Linked DNA regions of Homo sapiens: region 2 is linked to region 1. Evidence: read pairs that join two places in POLR2A ChIA-PET (ENCODE). Cell type or tissue: IMR-90. All regions are shown on one strand. Each heading gives the region's core, and the rest is flanking DNA. Links, peaks and the distances in the headings are about the cores only.

What was found. ChIA-PET counts read pairs that join two places held together with the same protein. Peaks named below come from ENCODE experiments on the same cell type or tissue, not always from the same donor. Only the 100,000 strongest peaks of a DNase experiment are listed, where the experiment ranks them.
Region 2: POLR2A ChIA-PET joins it to region 1 with 12 read pairs; 1 of 35 experiments calls an interaction of 5 or more read pairs at or near these places.

What each region holds. Positions count from the first base shown.
Region 1 is chr5:75,318,931-75,324,310 of GRCh38, forward strand. It overlaps LOC124901007 (a long non-coding RNA gene), which reads right to left and starts at 2,200. Exons shown (of 2, transcript XR_007058824.1): 1 at 2,020-2,200. In IMR-90, for the core only: no CTCF peak of the experiment used is centred there; a DNase peak (open chromatin) is centred at 2,201.
Region 2 is chr5:74,040,031-74,045,410 of GRCh38, forward strand. The region is part of intron 2 of LINC02122 (long intergenic non-protein coding RNA 2122); the gene reads right to left. It overlaps LOC105379035 (a long non-coding RNA gene), which reads left to right and starts at 21. Exons shown (of 3, transcript XR_948476.3): 1 at 21-347; 2 at 2,046-2,131. In IMR-90, for the core only: no CTCF peak of the experiment used is centred there; a DNase peak (open chromatin) is centred at 3,171.

The DNA of each region.
Region 1 (5,380 bases), core at 109-5,108:
TATTGTGCGTGTGTCTTTTCTTCTCCCCTTGCGCGTTTCCTACACAGAACAGTTGCCTAGGCTGAACTTGAACTTCTGGCCTCAAGCAGTCTTCCTGCCTTGGCCTCTTAAAGTGCTGGGATTACAAATGCGAGCCACCATGCCTGGCTGGAAGTTTTTTAGAAGAGGCTTGTAAATACCACCTAACTAGGAAGAAATGGGAGAACTCAACCTAGAAATAGACAAGTCAGATGGGATTCTGCCCAATAAGTCAGGCAAATCAGGGCGAGAAATAGGGTCTTGAGGGTTTGACCCTCAGATCATAGTTGCTCGGGAGATTGCTCTCCTCACATACCTGTAATCAGTTTTCCTTCCTTTGGAGCACATGACACCTCTTCCTCTAATCCAGTTTACTTCCTCTTTTTTTTTTTTTTTTTTTTTGAGATGGAGTCTTGCTCTGTCACCCAGGCTGGAGTGCAGTGGTGCAATCTCTGCTCACTGCAACTTCTGTCACCGAGGTTCAAGTGATTCTCCTGCCTCAGCCTCCCCAGTAAGCTGGGATTACAGGTGCCTGCCACCACACCCGGCTAATTTTTGTATTTTTAGTAGAGACTATGTTTCACCATGTTGGCCAGGTTGGTTTCGAACTCATGGCCTCAAGTGATCCACCTGCCTCAGCCTCCCAAAGTGCTGGGATTACAGGTGTAAGCCACCACGCCCAGCCCTAGTTTACTTCTCAGCCCATTCCAGTCTAATTCTACCTAGCTTTCTTAGCTATTTATAGAACAAGAACACTGGCTTAGAGGAAGGGGAGAGATGTCTAAGTTTTCTTGCAAGTCCAGCTTTCCTACTCTGCTCCTAATTAGGTTTTCTGTTTCTATGGCTGTGACTTCTCTATCTCCAGCTTGCTGTGTTTACTTCTCCCAAGCAACAGCTCGGTATACTTACTTCTCAAATATAGGTTTCAAAACACATGGAGGAATCCACAAACCTCTGTGCATCAGAGTCCAATTTTCCTGCCCTCAGAAAGGCACACAGCTGTATACACAGCATGTTTTGATCACTGGCAAGAGCTTTCTACCTGCCAAACACTTAAATTCATTAACAGTCATTTACTGAGAAGGGCAGGATGTACAGCACCGTTTGTCAATAGCCACAGTCTTCCCATCTTCTCACCACCCTAGGAAAGAAGCCTGAGGAGGGAGATTTCTCACACAGACGACCCCTGTCAAGAGCCAAAATACCTTGGCAAGAAGAAGCCAAAAAAACACTCCACTCCCTATAAGTTCTGCATTTGGAGCTTCTCTGCAGTTTGCTAGACTGAGTAAATAGAGCTAGCAGCCAAAAATAAATATCTATTTTTCACAGCCAGAAGAGGGACAACTCCACAAGTGTTCATCTGTATCTGCCTTTGGCTCACTGGTTTTATTCCATAGCTTTGGTTCATGAGCGAACATCGCGCTGGCCTAATGCAGGTGGAAACACTTCTGGAGGTGCGGGCCTAGGGAGGAGAGGTGAAGAGCAGGAAACGCATCAGCACTTTTTCTTCTAAGCGCTCATGTCCCCAGAAGGCTCTGAAAATTTCAAGAAATTCTGTGAATTTCTCAATCTGTGGTCATCGCTATATAAGCGGCCACAAATTAAAGGGGAAGTAATTTTGCAATTAGATGTTTCTTGAAGTTCAAGTGACTAACCCACTTAAGGTAGGCTGAGGAGATTTGGCCATATCAGATGGTCAGACCCAAAATATCCACGATCTGGTTTCTAAAATTAGGAAACTGACCCTGACACTCCCGCAGATTTGTTTAAGGTGTTTGAATGTTTTTCAGCAAATTGGTCAATTTGGCAAACTGGCTTTTGAAGAAATTACTTTCAGAGATATGACAGAGCCCACTTTTCTCCTTGACACTGGATCCTTATTACCTACTCGGACCCTTAGTATGACCCCATCCTGGGGTCTGACTCAGCCAAACCACACCAACTCTTAGTCTACTTCTCAGGCGTCTGACCTCAGCCGTACAGCTGGCCAAAGACACCTACCTTAGAGCCATTTATTAACTTGCTTGCCATGCCTTAAGCCCTTGTAACTCTTTATCCATAGCTGTCATTCTTGGTCTCTCTGAAGCATGCTCTCTTTCTTAAAGCTCACCGTTGTTCTGAATTCCATTACCACTTTCTCTGACTCACTCTTCCAAATCAAGGCTCCTATCCTCTGGCTGAGTAAGCTGGGAGGAGGCCTCTGCTGTCGCAGTGGGAGGCCTCCAGGGTCATCCTGACTCATCCTCTCCTTATTTTGCTTTGTTGGTATCTATCTCTGTGCTGCTTTCACTCACAAAACTTATGACATCAAATGCGTGCTATCTTTTCCAACATCACTTCACCAAATTTCCAACACCAGCTGGGTATTCTACAATTCAATTCAATTCTAATACTATTTACCTGGAATTAGCTTCAGATCCCAAAAGTTAATGAAGTGTAACCAAATGCAGTTTCGGCCACTTGCCGCTTGCAAAGTCAAATAACAAGGGCAAGGAGTGGTGGAAGGAAAGTGACTTTATTCCAGAGCTAGCAGTGGGAAAATGGCCAAGCTTTGTGCCTTAAAGAAACCATTTCAGGTAGGGCTTAGTGACTCACGCCTGTAATCCCAGCACTTTGGAAGGCCAAGGCAGGCGGATTGCTTTAGCCCAGGAGTTTGAGACAAGCCTGGGCAACATGGTGAAATTCCATCTCTACAAAAAATACAAAAATTAGCCAGGTGTGGTGGCATGAGCCTGTAGGCCCAGCTACTTGGGAGGCTGAGGGAGAAAGATCGCTTGAACCTGGGAGGTTGAGGCTTCATCAGAGAGAGGCCCTATCTCAAAAAAAGAAAAAAATCAAATTTTGAACAGAATGCAACGGGTTAAAAAGCGAAGCTTGCTATGGGTGGAGTGGGGGGCGGGGGACAGGCATGCTGAAGGGGCTAGAAGGTATGAGTCTGGTATTTTTTAGTCTTTTTTTTTTTTTTTTTTGAGACGGAGTCTCGCTCTGTTGCCCAGGCTGGAGTGCAATGGCTTGATCCCAGCTCACCACAACCTCCACCTCCCGGGTTCAAGCGATTCTCTAGCCTCAGCCTCCCCGGTAGCTGGGATTACAGGCACCCACCACCATGCCCGGCTAATTTTTCTATTTTTAGTAAAGATAGGGTTTCACCATGTTGGCCAAGCTGGTTTCGAACTCCTGACCTCAAGTGATCTGCCTGCCTCAGCCTCCCAAAGTGCTAAGATTACAGGCGTGAACCACCATACCCGGCCGGCCGAAAGTGTGAGTCTGTTACAGGACTTGCTCTGATGACTTATCTTGGATTATTGCCCCCTATTGTGGTGGAATGGGCTTGTGCCATTTCCACCACAATAGGGTTGTAAATTCACTGCAACCTTGAGGTAATCTCCTGGTGGGGGAGAATTCAGTAGGTGACTGGATTGTTTTAAGATTCAGTTCCTGGAATTTATAAGCAAGCATATCATTTGATAAGGGGGACACTGTGCTTGGTGGAAAGAAAGAGGGCAAAGGTTACCATTTTATTCTTAAGAAATTAAACACTGGCCGGGTGCAGTGGCTCATGCCTATAATCCCAGCACTTTGGGAGGCCAAGGGGGCGTGGATCACTTGAGGTTGGGAGTTTGAGACCAGCCTGGCCAACGTGGTGAAACCCTGTCTCTACTAAAAATACAAAAATTAGCCCGGCGTGATGGCACGCATTTGTAATCTCAGCTACTTGGGAGGCTAAGGCAGGAGAATAGCTTGAACCCGGGAGGTGGGGGTTGCAGTGAGCCGAGATCGTGCCACTGCACTCCAGCCTGGGTGACAGGGCAAGGCTCTGTCTCAAAAAAAAAAAAAAAAAAAGTTAAACATACAGTAAGCAAGGAGGGAAATGGAAATAAAAAGAGAGAAAGAAAAAAAATTTAAATAGGATAATTTGGTGGCAGGATCAGTCCAACAAGACTACTACCACTTCAGATGCCAGCCACAAATTCCAGATTGTCACTGGTACTTCTCTCCATCTGGCTACAAATTTGTGGGTTTCCACAGCCTCCTCCTGAGCTTTGATAATCTGCTAGAACAACTCACAGAACTCAGGAAAGTGCTTTACTTGCCATTACTTATTTATTATGAGGGATACAACAAGTAAACAGAGGAGATGCAGAGGACAAGGTAGGGATTTGGAGCTTCCATGCGCTCTAGGCACACCATTCTCCCAGCACCTCATGGTATTCACCAACCCAGAACTTTTCTAAACCCTAATGTTTAGTGGTTTTAATGAAGGTTTCATTAAGTAGGCACAATGGATTAAATAATTGGTCATTAGTGACTAACCCAGTCTCCACCTTCTCCTTCCTGCCTGGAGGTTGGAGTGCTGGCCTAAAAATTCCAACCATCTAACATGCCTAATCATGGTCTTTCTGGTGACCAGCTCCCACCCTAACACTATCTAGGTGCCCCCAGTTGCCAGTCATCTCATTAGCACATAAAATATGCTAGTAGGCTGGGGGCAGTGGCTCATGCCTATAATCTTAGCACAGGGGGAGGCCAAGGTGGGAGGATTGCTTGAGCCTGGAAGATCAAGACCAGCCTCCTCAACATAGTGAGAACCTCACCTCTAAAATCTTTTTTTTTTTAGACAGAGTCTTGCTCTGTCATCCAGGCTGGAGTACAGTGGCATGATCTCGGCTCACTACAACCTCTGCCTCCTGGGTTCAAGCGATTCTCTTGCCTCACCCTCCCAAGTAGCTGGGACTACAGGTGCGTACCACCACACCTGGCTAATTTTTGTATCTTTTTTTTTTTTAGTAGAGAACAGGTTTCACTGTGTTTGCCAGGATGGTCTCAATCTCCTGACCTCAAGTGATCCACCTGCCTTGGCCTCCCAAAGAGCTGGGATTACAGGCATGAGCCACCACGCCTGGCCATTTTTTTTTTTTTAATTAGCTGAGCGTGGTGGTGCGCACCTATAGTCCCAGCTACTTGGGCGGCTGAGGTGGGAGAATTGCTTGAGCCTGTAAGGTTGAGGCTGCAGTGAGCTCTGGTTGTGCTACTGTACTCCAGCATGGGCAACAGAGCAAGACCCTGTTTCAAAAAAAAAAAAAAAGCTAGTATCATTCCAAGGGATTCCAAAGGTTTTAGTTTAGGAGCTGTGTACCAGGAACAAAGACTAAATTTTCTTTTTAGTATATCATAGTATCCTGCAAAAACTAACAAACTCATCACCTGCTAAATTTCTGAAACTGGGGATATATACACAACACTCTATTTAAAAGGGCAGTTGTCTTCTCTGGGTTTCTGGATCTGATAACATACAACCAGTTATCGCATATCAACATACCAAATTGCTTAAAATTGTATGTTATTTAGTTTTACATAAACT
Region 2 (5,380 bases), core at 308-5,307, 1.3 Mb before region 1:
AGAACTGGGTAGAGGAAGAAGTTGAAATGTGGTGCAGGCCCAGTGACGGCCTGGCTGAGCTCATGAGAGCTCTTGAGCTAGAATGGTCTTGCTAGAGTTGAGCCAGATGGCAAGGTCTTCTTACTCCAAAGCTATTAGTCACTAGATATGGGCTGCCCAGGAGGGGCTTGATCATGAGCAAGGCAGCTTGCCTGAAGGGATGGCAGCTGAAGGCTGTCTGTTGACAGACTTCCAGCAGCTGGGACAACAAGCTCTTATTTCAGGGAGGTCTGGGTGGTGTATCTCAGTGTCCCACACATGAACATTACTTTGGAATGAGTGTTTCCACAGCACAGGAGCCCAGCATGGTGAGTATTCTCATTATTACAGAATATTACTTTCATCTCTTGAGCCGGATTTTCTTTTATGACTCTTGGCAGATGCCCAAAGATCCTATGTCTGTGTAGCATCTTTTTGAAAGGTTTTTTCATACATAATATCTCTTATATGAGATTCCTTTCTAAGAACACTCTACCTCCCAGAGTCTGGCTTTAAATTTGTTTTCTCATGTTTCCTTCATATCTCAGAAGAAAAAGTTCCCTCCCCCTTTCTCAGGTTAATTTTTCTTCTATTACTTTGACTTGCCCCTTCTTGATCTCCTACAAAACCTAGTTCTTTCAGTGAGTCTCAAGTCCCCTCAATGTCTTTCCTCCCCTATGCAGGGTAAGCCCTAGAATATTATTGTATGGGAAATCGGGTCTTAGTAAGAGAGTAAACACAATGATGTGTGGGCATAGAAGCAGGGAGGCCAGGAATGAGATGCAGCTCTGCTAATGAAATACAATTTAACACACTATAAGCAGGGATTCTTCTAGGAAGTTTTGATGAATAATTCTTAGTTGCTTATTCCTCTGACGAGCCCCTGAGGGTTGTATCAGTGGAAGGTCTCATGGTGAAGTAGGAGGAATGTGGTTTTTGGAGTTATTCAGGACTGATTTTGACTTATAGCCAAGTCAACTTGCTAGCTGTGTAACCCCTCAGTTTAATCAGTTTAGTTACCTTCTCTTAGCTTTAGTTTCCTCATCTGGAACACATGGCTTATGAAGTCCTCCCTCAAAGGGTTGCTGTGAAGGGGACACTCAATGAGATGACACAGGTGAAGACTTGCATAGCATCTGGCACGTGGTATACTCTGTCACGCACACGCTGCTTCCCCACTGAGGCAGTTGCACTGGGAGTCCAGCTGGCCAGGTGCCACCTCTCCTCTGGCTCATTCACGCATGTGGGCCCCACTACTTTTTGATTTTACATTTAAACCCAGTGCTCTGAATTCCTGTCTTGCCTTTATTGGTGAGATATCTCCATCTCAGTTACAGCTGAGCAGGTGTATTATGAGCTGAGTGAATGCAAGATTGAACAAATAAAAAATACAACATGTAAGTGAACTCAAAAAAGGCTTTTGGAGTACCCTGTAGTTCAAATGGTTTGTGCTTATTCCATTCACAGATGGCACATTCTATCTGCAATGACTACCAAGCTAAGTATGGCAAGATGGTTTCTTAGTATGATAAGAGACTAATAGGACCCTACTTCTCATTTGTTAACCCCTCACAGTGTACCAATATTAAACAAGGTATTTTAAAAAGATCTGTTCCTGTCTTTGTGGTTAATTTTTAAGAGTTAAAATTCTTCTTGTTCTATGAGCCCCTGAAAATTCATTTTAAATCAACAGGCAAAGAGCCAGCTACGAGGAAGGGCAGAGCAAAAATAAACTTTATCCAGCAGTCATGTCTTAGGGAAAGAATTGGACAAACCTCTTCCTTGTTTCAGTAGAAACTTCAATACGTGTAACAGAATTAAGGAACAGCTAGATTGATGCTTGTAGAGGCAAAAAGATATAGAGAGTATATATATTTAATCAGACTAATCAAGCACACATCTGTAAGTGAATTTAAAAAATGACTTTGCTTTGAGGAAGTTGACTCTCATTTTGGTTTGTTTCATGATTGACTGAATTATTCTCTGTCTTGCATGTCACCTTATTTGACTTGACACTAATCTGACAGAGGGATGTACAGGAAAATCTGCAGGCCTGGGTGTCAGCCCTGAGTCAGGACTCTGACTCTGTTGCTTCTTAGCTGTGGGACCATGGGTAAGTTACTCAATCCTCTGACCTTCAGTTCCTTCAATAGTAAAATGAGGTTTTAATACTTACTTCTACTATAGTGTGTATAAAATGTAATACATATAAAGTGCCAGGAGTGAAGTAGGTATTAAAAATGCTATAGTTCCTCTCTCCTTGCCTGCTAATTTCCAAAATATCCTATGGCTTTTAGTCATATGATAAATTTTGGTTGCTACCATTTTTCCCTATTAGGCACTATTTACTGATACAGAATACTCTATACTTAGTGCTGTTGTCATAAGCAAGTCTCTAGACAAAGAGAGGAAATTGCTGAGGCAGTTTAGCTTGACAGGTTGACAGAGCCAGGCTCTGACACTTATCAAATGTTTGACCTTGGGCAATTAGTTAAACATTCTGTGCCTCAGTTTCCTCCTCTCTAATATGTGGATATTAAACCTCATTCCTAGGTTTGTGTTGAGGATTAAACGAGTTAATCTATTTGAAGCCATTAGCATGGTGCCTAGCAATCGTAGGAACAATGTTGATGTCAGCTATTGAAACTGCTGCCCCTCGTTGCTATGTTTGTGGCTGCCTTCCTACTCACAGCTCTCATCTTCAGGAACTGCTTCCACCCACTAATCGCCTCCCCCAGCGATGTTTGCATTACATAAATGGTGTATCCATCCAAGCCCCAACTGTTTAGATCAGGAGTGGACGTCTCATCTGAGCTGGAAAAATCAGAACCCTCTCTTTGGTTTGGGAACAGCGAGTAATTGAGAGCAGCCAGCTGTGGGCTGTGGAGCTGGAAGGTTGCATAGACTCAGGTCTGAGGCTATTATCTGGTCCTTGATGGATGAATGGAGAAAGCTTTCTGCTAAGAGAATCAGGAAAGTGGGGACAGATATAAGAGAAAACCAGAGAGGAGAAAGTTTATGGCCCGTAAGAAATGATGAGAGGTCCTGGGAAGATGAATTTTCCAGTTCCTGAGACCAGGCTGTGCTGAGCACTCTGCACTTACACTCTTGAGATGCCCACATTCTTACATGATGACGCTCCAATTCCCAACCCCTTCCCGACCGGCTTAGGCAACTCTCTCTTCTGTGCAGGCAAAGAAGCTGTGATGAAAACACTGAACTTCAGCAGGAAGTGATCTACATCCTTGGTCTACAAATGTTTTTGCTCACATAGTTGCAGAATTTTTAGGAACTATGTACCCCTACACATTTTCAAGTCGATATCTAAAATTTTTATCTTAAGTTTAAATGTCATAGCCCATAGAATCTAATAGTCCATTGATTGCAAGATATATTTCTTTCACAGTATTATGAACAGATAAGAAAAAATAAATGCTTACCATTTTTATAAGATACACCCCAATTTAACAGATGTTAAAATGAAAAATATGTCCCTTGGAATCACTGAAATGTGAACATTAAGGATATAATCCTTATACATTATAAATATTGACATTAAAAAAAGCCTGCTACATTATTCTTTTAACTGTGTCCAAAGAATCTAAATACTATAAAGATTTAATATTCACATGATCCAGTTAGAAAATATACTAGATGAGCATGATGTACTCTGACATTTGGAAAATTTAAATCTTTTTCCCCCTTGAATCTAGATTTTCAACCTATTACCACACAAGATTTAATCTAAATGTATATAAGGTATTTATGTAAAAATATAGTAGTCTTTAAACCTTTTACTTATTCCCCTATCATACATTTTTTGTATACATACAAGAAAAATATGCATATGAACTGGAAATTTGCTTTATTCTCTGTATTCATAAGGCTGTAAATCTGCACTATCCCAATATGGTAGCCACTAGCACCTGTTGCTATCTAAATCTAAATGAACAAAAATGAAAAAGTTAAAAACTTAGTTTCCCCATATTAGTCACAAGAGCCCGATAGCCACAGTGGCTAGTCAGTAGTTGATGCGTGGATACAGATAGAAAACGTTAGTATTGATGCAGGACATTCTATTGAACAGAGCTGCTCTAAAGGTTAAAAATTTCTTTCAGATACACTTATTATTTTACTTCTTATAGGCATTCAATTGATCAAAACAACCTAAACATATAACATAATTTTATAAATAATGTAATTGACACAAAGAGAAAACATTTTAAGGATTTGTGGCTTCTCATCAAATAAATGGAGCAGAATTTTTGTTTTGTTTTTTAAGTAGTTTCATGTGTTGTGTGACTTATTTCTAGAATAAGATAGAGGCCAACATCAATTTTATTTCTATTTTTTAGTTTTATAAATGGAAACACTGAGAAATTTTCTTTCTTTCTTTTTTTTTGGAGATGGGAGTCTCGCTCTGTCACCCAGGCTGGAGTGCAATGGCACCATCTTGGCTCACTGCACCCTCCATCTCCCAGGTTCAAGCGATTCTCCTGCCTCAGTCTCCCAAGTAGCTGGGATTACAGGCTTGCACCATCATGCCCGGCTAATTTTTGTATTTTCAGTAGAGACGAGGTTTCACCATGTTGGCCAGGCTGGTCTTGAACTCCTTACCTCAGGTGATCTGTCTGCCTTGGCCTCCCAAAGTGCTGGGATTACAGGCATGAGCCACTGCACCTGAGAAGTTTTCTTCATACAAATAAGGAGATAATGAAGAACTTTATCACATTTCACTTCTTTGAACTTTTCCTGAGCCAAAAAAAAAAAAAATCACATAATGATCTATCATCAAAATTTATATTTAAGGATAATTTAGCTGACAACTTTATTAGGTACTTCAGTTCTGTTCAAATCAAGGATTGGAAACCACTTTGCTTGCAAAATAATTTGGCATTATAGCCATCTGCTGTCTCAATTTCTGGTAAGTCCCGTATATCAAAAACATACCAAGATTTATTAAATGATCATCAGTTGAACTTTTTGAGACAGGTCCTCCCTTTGTTGCCTAGGCTGAAGTGCAGTGGCATAGTTATAATTCATTACAGCCTTGAATTCCTGTGGTCAAGTGATCCTTTCCCCTCAGCCTTCCAAGTAGCTAGGGCTACAGGCGCATGCCACCACACCCAGCCAATTGTTTTAAATTTATATTTTATTTTTAGTAGAGATGAGGTCTCACGATGTTGCCCGGCTGGTCTCTTGAACTCCTGGGCTCAAGCTATCCTTTTTTTGGCCTCCCAAAGTGCTGGGATTACAGATGTGAGCCATCGAGTCATCATACCTGGCCTAAACTTTTATTCTTTCACTTAGAGGCACTCTATTTCACTATATATATCTATATATATATTTTAAGTTAGGAATA